Regions from separate parts of the Homo sapiens genome. Here regions 1, 2 and 3 are each linked to region 4. The links are chromatin contacts, found by Hi-C or POLR2A ChIA-PET in ENCODE. All regions are on one chromosome and are shown on one strand. The core of a region is the stretch at or near the end of the contact, and the rest is flanking DNA. Distances in the headings are between cores, read along the strand shown.

Region 1 (3,199 bases), core at 22-2,521, 240 kb after region 4:
TTTCTGGCCTAAGGGAGAGGCTCCCATCCTTCGTTCCCCAGCCAGCCTAGGACTTCGAATGTGGAGCCTGAAGATCTAAGATCCTAACATGTACATTTTATGTAAATATGTGCATATTTGTACATAAAATGATATTCTGTTTTTAAATAAACAGACAAAACTTGTTCTGTCTGGCTCCTGTCTTGCCCCTTGAACTGTGTAAGCTCTGAGTCACATACTCTCTGTCTCGGTACCATCCTTCCTGTAGTCCCAAGTAGGGGAAGACTTAGGATGCCTGTAGCTGGGAGGGAAGGGAAAGAATTGGCCTCCACAAGGCCTTTGGCCATCTCTGAGAGTCCCCTGGTAGGAAAGTGAAGCTAAGAACCCTTTCGAGGATGGCCAGTACCTTAGTTTGCAAAGTGTTTTAAATTCCTTTTTTTTTTTTTTTTGAGATGAAGTCTCACTTTGTCACCCAGGCTGGAGTGCAGTGGCACTATCTCAGCTCACTGCAACCTCCGACTCCCAGGTTCAAGCGATTCTCTCACCTCAGCCTCCCGTATAGCTGGGATTACAGGCACCCGTCACCATGCTCAGTTAGTTTTTGTATTTTTAGTAGAGACAGGGTTTCACCATGTTGGCCAAGCTGGTCTCGAACTCCTGACCTCAGGTGATTCACCCGCCTCAGCCTCCCAAAGTGCTGGGATTACAGGCGTGAGCCACTGCGCCCAGCCTGAATTCCTTATTGTACTGGAGACTCAACAACAGCTATGTGAAATAGGCAGCAGTGTACCCTTTTTTACAGGTAAAGAAACTGAAACTCAAGTTAAATGAGTTTTACAGACTCTTAGAGGTGGGAGGATTTAAAGGTCCTCTAGTCTGCTCCCTTCATTTTCCTAGGTTTGGAAACTGAGGCTCAGTGAAGTAATGCGATTTGACTGAGGTGCTAGATCCATCAGAGGCAGAACCCAGGCATCCTCCCTTGTGAGTGTGCTTTTTACAGCCCTGTGTCAACTTGCTCCCAGGCAAGCCCCAGGTCTCTACCTTGGACCCAAGAATTCTGGTCTCTAAGGGAGTTGGTCACCTGCTCACACCACAGACGCCATCACCCCACCCCAGGGCTCTGACATCACCTCCCCTGACCAATGAATGAAGTCCAAGCAAAGGGTGAGGATGTGAATGTCAGCTACCTCCCCCACCCTAGGCCCTGTGGTTGCAAAGATGCTCTAACAGGAAGTGGGTTAAGGAGCTGCACTGCTTCCTGCCCCCTAAAGCTGAGCGGGGCGAGGAGGGCGAGTGCCAGGCTGGGCCACGAGACACAGGACACAATTTCTTGCCAGGGTCCTGGTAGCTTCCTCTTCAACAGCCACTTCCGTGTGGCCGGGGCCCCAGGGGCAGGAGCTGCTGCCCGTTGCCCAGGCCACCCTCCACCCCCAATTGGGAGCCCTGCCCCCCTGGGGCCGGGCCAAGCCCAGCAGCTGGCTGGGATCCCATGGGGGACTGGTAGGGCACAGGTCTTGGGGGATAGAGGTGACCGGGCCAGTGCCCTGGGGCTCTGGCCATGAAGTCTCGGCAGAAAGGAAAGAAGAAGGGCAGCGCAAAGGAGCGGGTTTTTGGGTGCGACTTGCAGGAGCACCTGCAGCACTCAGGCCAGGAGGGTAAGGAGGCCGGCTCAGCTTCTGCAGGGTGGGTGGGGAGGCACTGGGCATCTGCAGCCCGATCCAGCCTGAAGGGCAGAAGCAGTTTCCGGTGCTCCTGGGGAAGGGGCAGTGGCCTGGGGTCACCATTCAAGAGAACTGTAAGTGGGCAAGACAGGAAATGTGGCTCAGTGAAGAAGGCAGGGCGGCTCCCTTGTGTAACTTTCTGGGGATGGGGTGGCTGAGGGGATGAGAATGTGAGTACCCAGGTAGCAGTGAGGGGGAGGATGGAGAGACTGGAAACCGAGGAGGAGTGGATGAAACAGCGGGCAGGTGACTGGGAACAGGAGAGGGAGGGTGAGGCGACAGGGTCAGGAGAGGAGTGGCTGAAGGGGAAATGATTATCCTTAGGTCTGAATGAAAGGAGACAGGGAAATGGCCCCAGAAGGGTCTCAAGATGGCCCTTGAGGCGGGTGGTTTCCTGGCTGGAGAACACCCAAGGACAAGGTCATGGGCTCTGTTCCCACTGCAGCCTTGCTGGGCCGCAGGGGATGATGTCGGGCTGGAAACAACCTCTGCCCCTAGTCTTTGTGATTCTCTTGTTGTCCCTGTGCAAAAGAGAAACAGGTTCAAAGTGGGGGGCAAGGGGAGAAGCTGCTGAAATGGGGAAGAATGAAAGAGAGGGTGTGAGGCCTGGCTTGAAGCTGGAGGTGGAGGGTGCAAAGGAGGGTGGGTGTGGAGCTGTCTGTGGAGCTCACCCAGCTCCCTCCCTGGGTTACCTTAGAGTGGGCTTTGAAGCCAGAAGGACCAGGGACAATATCAGGTTCACAACGGGGCCTGGCATGGAGCAGCCACTCAAAATCATTTCTTGATTCAATTTGAAATTGAACCCAGGCACCCTGGCTGCCCAGCCCAGCTTGTTTTTGGCACTTCAAGCTCCTCCTAGAGAAAGGCATAATTCTTTCCCCACTCCACCCCATTCCACCCCACCCCAATCTGTCATTTCCTCTTTGTCCCCTCCTCTGCTCTGGGCTGTGGTGCTTGCAGCGGAGGGAGGGTGATGGTGGTTCCCAGATCATTTCCTGCTCTTAGCCCCGCCCCTGCGTCCCCAGACACCTCCTTCCCCTTTTCTCCTCCAGTGAGAGGACCCCTATCCCCATTGCCCTTGGTTAAGGGAAAGCCCAGACCCCAAGGAAGAGTGTTAAACAGCTGAAGCGAGCTTATTTGAGCCTTCCTCTTCTCACTGGGCAGAGTGGAGGTGGCACAGCCATCAGTGCAGGGCTTACTCCTTTCTAAGGGACTCCTCTCAAGAGCTATGATTCTTAGCCAAGGATTATGAGATTTAATTGGGGATGATGTGCTCCTCCCAGCTCAATGCAAACCCTCAGTTCAGCCTTTCCTGGTACTGCCCTTTTTTGTGGTCCACCAACCAATTTTATCTTGAAACACTGAACCCACAGCCAGCCCAGACCCTGCTCCTATAACCCTCCCGGCCTCTTCCTGGATTCCTAGCAGGGAAGGGGCACACTCTCTAGAGGGGACAGACAGATCTGATTGCTGAATCCTGATCCTAGGTGAATCCGAGA
Region 2 (3,117 bases), core at 6-2,505, 220 kb after region 4:
AGCAACAGGTGGTTCCTCCTTGGGGAGAAAGAAAGGACTGTCCGAAGAGACCTGGGCATCACAATTTTAGCCTCTTCCCATCCTAAACAAGATGTGTGAGGAGCTAATACCTTAATTTTCCCATGACTCCAATGCCCAGCTACTTCTGGTTCAGCTAAGTTGCAACCTCCAAAGAGCAATAGCTGATGACCTGGATGGGGTCCAGGAGTTTGGAGCAGGGCCGCACAGTGACCTGAGCGTGAGGCTGTGTGGCAGCCTTCTTGCTTGTAGCTGTGGACATGCAGAAATTCAGGGCTGAGTGGGTTTTCTGGAAAATGTAAGTGCCACCGCCCTTGCCAAGGATGGATGGAGAAGAGGCATGGGGCAGTGCGGTAGGTGGGATAAGAGGGAGGGTAATACTGTAGAGAGCTCAGCTAGCTTAAACATGGTAGGTTCCCCTGGAAGGAGGGTGCTAGAGTGAGGAGGTGGATAAATTGCCTGAGAAATCTGCTTAGGCTTTTGTTTTTCGAGAGTGTGGATGAGAGTGAAAGGTTTTGGGCGGAGGGTGCCATACCAATAGGTGCGGGCGCTGGGGTCCAGCCTTAATGTGTAGATGCTTCCATAGCGTCGCTGAGTGTGGATACCGCCCTCCCGGCCAGCCACCTGCAGCTCTCGGTCAGAGATTCGGGTGCAGGTGTGACTACTGAGGCCGGCGGGGGGGCAGTCACCAGGGGTCCCTGTCCACGCCTCCCACACACCGCGCTCTGTGTCCAGTGCGGTCACTGTGGCCAAGCGGCGAGACCCGTCCCAGCCGCCCACCACGCAGAGCCAACGCCCGTCCACGGGTGCCGCGTCGTGGTGACTGCGCGGGGGGCTGCCCCGGGCTCCCAATCGTACGGCCTGGCCCCTAGCTGGGTCGAAAACCACCGTATCGCTGCTGGGCTCTCTCGCTCCTCCTGCTAGGAGACCACCTACGAGATAGAACCGTCCCCGCAGTTCGGTGCATGAATGGAAAGCTCTAGCCAAAAGCGCGTCCCGCGCCACTGGCCTCCAGGCCCAGCCTGAGCCTGCGGCCCGACCCGGGGGCACGGCCACCGCCATGGGCCCCGGGGAGAGGGAGGGCGGTGGGGTCTGCGGCTTGGAACGAGCCCCTACATGGCAGGCCAGGCACCTCGCCTTCCGCGGGCTTCCCCGGGAACCTCCCCCTACCGGACGCCAGCCGGGGTTCCCACCTCAAGTCCCGGCTTTCTCTCCGTGGTCGCCCAGCAACCACTGCAGCGGCTGCAGCGCGACCGCTGCAAACCGAAGGTCGCAAAGCAGCAGTTACCGTGGAGACAGGACACCTGGGTGGCTATCGGGAACCGTATGGTGGTGCCACCAAGGCTACGGGAGCTGTATCAGGTCAATAAAAATCCTGCAAGATTGTTAACCTCAGAAAGTCGGAGGACAGTCGGGTCCTTAGAATAAACCCCTGTGATCTCCGCTGTGAACTGATTTGCGATTTTGACATTTGAGGTGCAGGTGCTGCTCCACTAGGGCCGGGAGGGATCATTTGGCTTCAGGGTTTCTTACTCGGGCTAACCACCCCAGGGATGAGCAAGGAAGGAGAAGCAAAAGTCAGAGGGTGGGGAAGTGAAAGTGGACTGACCACTGGCCCGAGAGACAGGAGACCTGGGTTCTAGTCCCAACTATGCCCCTGACCCTCAAAGGCATTGTTTCTCTCTAGGCCTTCTCAGTTTTGTCATTCATCAAATAGGCTGTTCGTTTATTCCCAAAGGCTTGAAGGTCCCGATTGATTGGGTGGGAGAGTCCTTTCAGCTCTGGCCACTAGAGGGTAGCAGAACCCAGTCTCTCAGGTGACACACACACACACACACACACACACACACACACACACACAGAGAGAGAGAGAGAGAGAGAGAGAGAGAGAGAGAGAGAGAGAGAGAGATAGAGAGAGAGAGAGAACCCACGCAGCCTTAGAAGGGTGAAGTGGGGGAAGAGTGAGAAAATGAGAAAAACAGACTCCTACCCTTCCCTGATATCTTTTATTTAAGCCAGTTTCCAGATATTAACTCTGTCCCCCAGGACCAAGTGATAACTGAAGAGGCCCAGATGCAAGCTTTCTGCTTTCAGCTGAAGGAGGAAATACAGACAGAATTTTCCTCCCAACACAGCTGGTGTGGGGCAAAAACAGGATCTGTGTCCTCTGGGACTGGGCTGTAAGTGGGAATGATGACTGCTACTTGTGGCCTTTGGTTTCTACACATCACCTTGCTCCCCATCATACCTGAGATACTGAGACCATAGAAAGTGGCCAGGCAGGAGAATCACTTGAGGCCAGGAGTTCAGGAGTTCAAGACCAGCCTGGGTAACATAGTGAGACCCTGGCGAAAGAAAGAAAGAAAAAAAGAAAAGAAATAAAGAAAGGAAGAAAGGAGACAGTGGCCAGGGCTGCAGTGAGGATGGGCATGTAATGCAGGGTCTGATAGCACAGCAGGGCTTTCCCCTCCTCTTCCCAACTCTTGGTCCTCAGAGAACACAGCATGGGGATGGCATGGGCAGGAAAGGCACAGTTACAGAGATTGGAAGATTACCAGGACCTGTTCCCCACCTGTACCTTAAAGCCAAGATTCAACAATAGCTTTGAAAGTCTCTGCCCTCCCAACTATAGCTTTCCCTGAGTATGACAGGCAGTATTCTCAGTTTTCCAAAATCATGGTAAGAATCTCTAAAAAATCACTAACTTTTACTGTCCTTGGCTGAAATTTAAAAGTCAGTCTTTTCCCTCAGGCTTCTTTCTCACTGGCTAACCTCCCAACAGCTGGATTCAGATCTGTCATACTCCTAGGATTAGGCAAGGGCTTGCCTCAGGGGTGGGGCAATTTTGCTTAAACCTTATTGGCCTATATGTCCATTTTAGGCTCTTGCTTTTGCCTAAGTCTTGGCTGTTCTGTTAGACTTACTTTCTGCCTTTCCTGGATAGAAATGGGAACTCCCCACCCCACGGGCCTTTCCAGCTCCTCTCTCCCAGCTTCCTCTCTGACTCTGAGTCCTTAGCAGTAGGCATCTTAGTTAGACATAGAGCTTGAACCTCACATACTCCTTGGCTGTACCCTCTCCAGTTCTGTACCTAGATGC
Region 3 (3,022 bases), core at 9-2,508, 140 kb after region 4:
GGCAGAGGTCGCGGTGAGCCGAGATAGCGCCATTGCACTCCAGCCTGGGCAACAGGAGGGAGACTCCCTCTCAAAAAAAAAAAAAAAAAGTAAAGAAAAAAGAAATTAAGAAAAGAATGAACACGTGTTTATTTTACCTAACTCATGAAGAAACTAGCAGATGTTATAATTAATACAAGAGAAAATCTAGAGAACGGACATATTTATGGATCAGGAAAACAGAAATGAATATGAAAATGGACGCCAAAACTGCTTTTTTTCCCCACAGTGTGGGGAACAGCAGGTTAATTGAACCTCTACCAGACAGGATAGAATTTGCATACAGATCAGTTACCTACATGAATTGTAAAATAACTCCCATGAAAACAGAATCTTTAAAGCAGAAGGATATGCTATAGACAAGTCCTTCAGGTTTCCCATTAGCCATCACTTCTGGGAAGCCTTTCTAGAATCTCCACGTATGAATGAGTTGCCACTTCTAGGCCAGCATATTTATCACGTTATATTGTTTACATCCCTCCCTCCATACAAGATACACAAGACCATGGGCTTTTTGGGGCAGATTCTGTGAGTTATTCAAGTCTCTGATTGCTTCTTCAGCGTGAATATCTGCTTCTAAGGAACACAATATGCTAGGCGGTAGTGTTTGTCGTAAGGTAAACATATTGCATGTTAACGGAGCATCCATTTTACTCTAATATCTGGGGAAACATCATTTGACTTTAAAGAAGACGCTGTCTTTCCCTCCACCTTCAATGTTTCATTGTTTTATTAACTAATCGCTTTTTATTTCCAGGCCTGCGGGATACAACGGGAATACAAAAATGCGCTAGAGCGGTCCGCAACGCTGTAGCCTGCGTAAGGAACAATTGATACTAAGTGGCACTAGGCTGCAGGGGGTGCCACTGACACACTGGGAGAGGGCTCAGCCAACCACAAGGTGATAACGAGGTCAGCGGAGCACCAGAAACCGGCTCACTAGCCTCCTGATCAGTCTCGGCCCAGAGGAAAATGAAGGGCTTGAGCTTCTGCTTTTACAAATCTGAGGGGCAGGAAATGAAATCCCACTAGCAGTCTGCGTAGTGGAGTTGAACCCTAGCACCCGCTCCCCAGGGGGTCGCCTACAACGCGTTCCAGGTGGGCAGGCTCAGGCGCTGCTCCCTCACAAGCCCCCGGCCACGCGGTGTCTGGGACCGGGTGCCTAGTCAGCCCGGGTGGCTCCGCCCCGAGGCCCCGCCCCATGACGCGAGACCCCGCCCCCGCAGCGCCCGCTTCCAAGATGGCGGCAGCGATGCCTGCCCGGCTGTTGGGGTGGCGGTGACGACAGGCAGCAAAAGACCAGGTATGTGCGCTGGGAATGCGTCGACACGGAGGCCTGGGATAAAGGTTTGGGCATTCGAGAGAGTGAGAAGTTTTGGGTAACGCCTGGAGACGAGCCTGAGCAGGGACGGGGTCCTAGGTGGAAGTATGGACGGGGGCCGGGCGGGCTCACGTTGCTAGTAGGTAGGGCAAAAGCAAGAGACTGGGATAGGATGGGCGTGCTCCGAAAGAGCTGGGTTTTAACCCCCTCCACAGCGCGGACCACGCCCCTCTAGGTGAGCCCTTCCAGCCACCCCTGACTGTCTCTGCCCCTGCTCTCCCTCTCCCTTTCTCTTCAGCAGTAACCCTCCTCCCCACCCCCGCTAGAAGAGGGGAAAGGTAGAAAAGGTAGAGGACGCCACCCCCACCCTACTCTCCGCCGAGCTCCGGGGCTGTTCGCTTACAGCCCCCAGGTGGTCACGGTCCCTGCACCTGAGGAGTTGGCACCCAGGCACATGAAGAATAGAAGGAGCCTGTTTCCTACTTCGCCCTGGGTACTCCTTAGGCCACTCCACGGTCCTGTCATGACTCTGTCGCCACTTCAACTGGTTCTTGGTCTGGGGGAAAACAATGTTTCCATTAGCTGTCCTGTCCCCACTCCCCAATCTGTCCTGTTGGGGTGGGGGTACGGGGGTGGTTAAGTATGAACCTGACACTTATCATTCCAGGGTAGCACGGGAGATAGGCGAGGGACCTACCATCTCCTGCTCCTCCTCTTCCTTTCCAACCACTTTCCTTCACTTCGCCTGCTGGGAAACCAGCTTCACCCTGATCCTGATCTCTGGCGGTGCAGGTAGCTAGTTATCCTTTACCACTTCTGTTCCAGCTGGTCCCAGATTCGCTGCTGGAGTGCTGGATGGAGCCTTTCTCTGCCCTCTGTGACATTTCCAATTTTAGATAATGCCTCACATCTCTGTCCCCCCGGGACCCCCTGGAGCCCCCATGATCCCTAAGAAGACAGCTTGAACCTAGGTGAGTCTATCTCTTCCCTTCTAAAATTGGAAGAGGGGGTTCTCTAGAGACTTTCTGAAATGAACATGAGATTTGAATGATGTAAACATTTTTGGGGGTGAGGACTGACAGTAGATGGTGGGAGTGGTTTGGGGGGAGGTAGAGGAGAGCGAAACTTGGGCTGAAGTGACAGGTGGTAGGGTTACTGGTGGTTACATTCTGTTTCCTTGCGTGACTGTGCACCTGTGTGCTCCCTTCTGTGACTTTGTTTTCTGCTTTTTCCTCTTTACCCCTGGCATCACCTTCAACCCTACCTACTGACCTCTCTGCTGGCTTGCTCTCTTCCTGCCTACCCCCAGAATTCCCCTCTCCCTCCCTAGATCTCACCCCCAGGATGTTGCGGAGGCTGCTGGAGCGGCCTTGCACGCTGGCCCTGCTTGTGGGCTCCCAGCTGGCTGTCATGATGTACCTGTCACTGGGGGGCTTCCGAAGTCTCAGTGCCCTATTTGGCCGAGATCAGGGACCGACATTTGACTATTCTCACCCTCGTGATGTCTACAGTAACCTCAGTCACCTGCCTGGGGCCCCAGGGGGTCCTCCAGCTCCTCAAGGTCTGCCCTACTGTCCAGAACGATCTCCTCTCTTAGGTAAGTGCAGGAGGAAGGAGGTGGTGAAAGGAAGGACAAGGTGCGGAGACAGGGAGGCTTGGGGA
Region 4 (3,075 bases), core at 519-3,018:
ATCATCCCTGGGCAATGGAATGTCTCGGTGTAAAACCCGATTGTATATTCCATCTACTGAGATAGGGGAAAACCGCCTTAGGGCTGGAGATGGGACATGTGGGCAGCAATACTGCTCTTCAAGGCATTGAGATGTTTATGTGTATACGTATCTAAAGCACACCACTTAATTCTTTACCTTATGATGCAGAGACCTTTGTCCTTCTCTCCACTATTATCCTATGACCCTGCCACATCCCCCTCTCCGAGAAACACCCAATAATGATCAATAAATACTAAGGGAACTCAGAGGCCGGCGGGGATCCTCTGTATGCTGAACGCCGGTTCCCTGGGCCCCCTTTTTTCTTTCTCTATACTTTGTCTGTGTCTCTTTCTTTTCCAAGTCTCTCGTTCCACCTAACGAGAAACACCCACAGGTGTGGAGGGGCGACCCATCCCTTCAGTGGACAGCGCTGCACAACTCAAAATGATACTGTATGGATACACTTAATGACTATAATGATCCTCAGCTTTTAAACACTAATTCCAAAACTCCTAAAATGAACTGTTTGGAACCAATATGATCACTTCAAACTAAATGTTAATTTTACCAAAAGCCCCTAACATCGATACCAAAATATATCAGAGAATTCAAAAGCATTCAATTATGGTCAAACCATCTGGAATAAAGAAGACAGCACTGGCAAGACAAGCCTTGGCATACCTTAGACAGAAGATACATATGGAGATGAAAAACAGGGAGAAAATGAAGGATTAAGATAACCCTGATTTCAACTCCAAGAGGAATCATTTTGTCACAGAAAAACTAAACAAAGTCCCTCTATTTTTAAACTGGGTGACTGAAGTGGAAAGAGAAATGAGAACACATTTGGGGAAATCAGGGATTGAAATCTCAACAGCATTGAAGCTAACTTTCCATAACAAACAATTTCCAAAAATAAGGCTGGCACAAAACTATGCTGGGATTTGTACCAGGCGTGTCTAAAGGCGCTAGTCGCTGTGACTAGAGAGGCTGAGCAGAGAATGAGACCTAGACAGCGGAAAGTTCAGAATGAAAGAAAATCTAGGGTATTTCTCTGGACAACTAATTCACATTTTAGAGAAAAACTGGGACACTCACTCTCCCTCCCAAGTAAAATGATTAACTAAAAATGAATTCCCCGGGTTGCTCTGGGGCAGCAGAGGTCCGCCCTGGGTGCTAATGCTAATCGCCACCCCAGTAGGGATCCACCCTTTGCCAGCAGCCCGCTGGGAACCCAGACAGCGCCCACTCACGGTGGGAGCAGCTAGTGTCTGAAGGCATTCGAAGCAAAGGCAAAATACACGAAGATCTCTCTCTCCGAAGCTAAATGTCTAAATACGCTCTCGAAATCGTAGGACCCATGGGTGGCTGACCTTGAAGTTATTTTCTCAGAGCTCGGCTCTGGGTGCAGGCCCGAGAGCAATTTGCGTTAGAAGTACTAGAGGAGGTGGGGAAAACAGAAGGGGCGAGAGCCGAGGGCCCCTCGATACGAAGTCAGTGACCCCGAAGCCCTACGGAGCGCACCGGAGCGGCTGGGGGGGACGGGAAAAGGGGTCTCTAGGATCCCCGAGCGCTTGGCCTCCACACCCATGGGTCCTTTCCCTGCCCAGGCACAGGATAAACAGTTATCAGCAAAACGTGAGGGGCCAGTTCAGATCTCCGGAGGGCCGCAGGCACCAACTCCCAGTCCCACTGAAGTCACCTCAGCAACAGCGCAGCCATCTTGGGTTCCGGTCTGGACGGAAGTGACGCCAGGCGGCCCCGCCACCCGAGGGCGGAGGCGCGCCGGCTGGGGGTCGGGGTTGGGGGTGTCATGTGACGAGAGTCTCTTTAAAAGGCTCTGGAGCTTCTCCGCTCAGCTCTGCCTAGCTGGTTTGCTGGTTGTTTTCTGGTTTTTTAGTCTCCTCCTCCGCCTCCTGCAGCCGACTTCTACCGGAATTTGCCAGGATTTCGGCAGAAACGCCGCTGGCTCAAAATCTGCAGTCTACGTTCCACCTGCGTACATATTCATTTTGTATCGCACTCCCAAACAGCAAACGGCGGACTTGTTTAGATTCTTCCTTAAGGACTTCGCAGTCTGTTGCGTTCCCCCTGCCTCCCAGGTCGGCCTAAAAACGTGGTGGTTGGCCGGTTGAGACCCCGAAGAGAAAAGATACTTTGGGTTCCCTCCCTTTCTAATACGAAGCTTTAACCAGACAGATACATAAATTGTGACCTAAGTTGGGGAGTGTGTAGAGGGGCCTCGAGAAGACCTTGCGGACCACCATTCCCGAAAACGAGGAGCCTCATCTAACCACCTCGATTAGACCCCACAATTCCTGGGTTTGAGCTGCCACATGGACCAGGCGCCCACTAGCCGAGGACAATGCTCCCTTGTTCGTTGTTTCAGCGCTATGTGGGTGACACCCACAGCTAGAAGAACCCGGAGTGAGGGGAAGAACACGCTTTGATTTATATATGTGTATATATATATATACAGTTTTAGGGAACCCAAGCACAGGAATCAACTGCCGAGCACTCAAGACTGAAGAAAGAAGAAGAGCAAATGATAAAGGAAGGGAACAGAGCACAAAAGTTCTTGACTCTTGTGGGGAGTAGGGTGGAGAGGAGTAAAAGGGACAGGCTAGAGCAACTCCTATTTCTACAAAAAAAATACTCAATTATATTAATATTCAGATCTTATGTATATTTAGCATCCCTGCACTTCAGGATTTAAATAGCACAAATTCACTTATTTCTGCATCAGATGAATAATACTACTTTGCATTTCTATAATGCTTGACAAAGCACATTCGTACACTTTAGGATTGAAAGAGGCTCTCTAATCCAATCTACTATCTATGCAGGGATCTCCTCTGCAACACCCATAACAGCTGATCTTCAAGACTCTACCCCCCCATATTCAATGATGGGTACCTCAAACAACAAGTTTTATTTAATGAACAACTTATTCGTTAGTTATTATATTTAAATACAGTTTTGTGCTATCGAAATTCCAGTCATTGACTTGGCTCTCTGGAGCTTCACGTTAACAAACCCAAGGAATGCCTTTTT

The links. A loop is a pair of places that touch in the nucleus more often than their neighbours do. ChIA-PET counts read pairs that join two places held with the same protein, here RNA polymerase II (POLR2A). Pooled maps may share reads with other maps.
Region 1: a pooled map shows a loop between it and region 4 (4-fold over the local background). The contact joins the promoter of ARHGAP30 here to the promoter of SDHC in region 4. A Hi-C loop is called at or near these places in 1 of 37 single-sample maps with no recorded cell type and 7 of 50 pooled maps. POLR2A ChIA-PET finds 5 or more read pairs at or near these places in 3 of 52 experiments (CD4-positive, alpha-beta T cell, activated T-cell and activated naive CD4-positive, alpha-beta T cell).
Region 2: a pooled map shows a loop between it and region 4 (2.4-fold over the local background). The contact joins the promoter of KLHDC9 here to the promoter of SDHC in region 4. A Hi-C loop is called at or near these places in 1 of 168 maps with a recorded cell type or tissue (B cell) and 4 of 50 pooled maps. POLR2A ChIA-PET finds 5 or more read pairs at or near these places in 3 of 52 experiments (OCI-LY7, T-cell and activated T-cell).
Region 3: a loop to region 4 is called in a pooled map, with 2.9 times the contacts of the local background. The contact joins the promoter of B4GALT3 here to the promoter of SDHC in region 4. A Hi-C loop is called at or near these places in 2 of 168 maps with a recorded cell type or tissue (B cell and naive thymus-derived CD4-positive, alpha-beta T cell), 1 of 37 single-sample maps with no recorded cell type and 14 of 50 pooled maps. POLR2A ChIA-PET finds 5 or more read pairs at or near these places in 17 of 52 experiments (AG04450, CD4-positive, alpha-beta T cell, CD4-positive, alpha-beta memory T cell and 12 more).

The regions. Positions count from the first base shown.
Region 1 is chr1:161,067,963-161,071,161 of GRCh38, reverse strand. It overlaps ARHGAP30 (Rho GTPase activating protein 30), which reads left to right and starts at 1,271. Exons shown (of 12, transcript NM_001025598.2): 1 at 1,271-1,634. The coding sequence starts at 1,538. NECTIN4 (nectin cell adhesion molecule 4) reads left to right here. Exons shown (of 9, transcript NM_030916.3): 9 at 1-164. RefSeq lists a silencer at 1,386-1,535 and an enhancer at 1,432-1,978.
Region 2 is chr1:161,096,499-161,099,615 of GRCh38, reverse strand. KLHDC9 (kelch domain containing 9) reads right to left here and starts at 1,255. Exons shown (of 4, transcript NM_152366.5): 1 at 554-1,255; 2 at 111-270; 3 at 1-18. The coding sequence starts at 1,080. RefSeq lists silencers at 832-881, 942-1,121.
Region 3 is chr1:161,175,743-161,178,764 of GRCh38, reverse strand. It overlaps B4GALT3 (beta-1,4-galactosyltransferase 3), which reads left to right and starts at 1,258. Exons shown (of 8, transcript NM_003779.4): 1 at 1,258-1,342; 2 at 2,186-2,331; 3 at 2,691-2,957. The coding sequence starts at 2,705. It also overlaps a transcript of PPOX not described here. RefSeq lists silencers at 1,169-1,338, 1,549-1,598, 2,438-2,487 and an enhancer at 1,071-1,570.
Region 4 is chr1:161,313,074-161,316,148 of GRCh38, reverse strand. It overlaps SDHC (succinate dehydrogenase complex subunit C), which reads right to left and starts at 1,768. Exons shown (of 6, transcript NM_003001.5): 1 at 1,724-1,768. The coding sequence starts at 1,743. RefSeq lists silencers at 1,718-1,787, 1,818-1,877 and an enhancer at 1,429-2,192.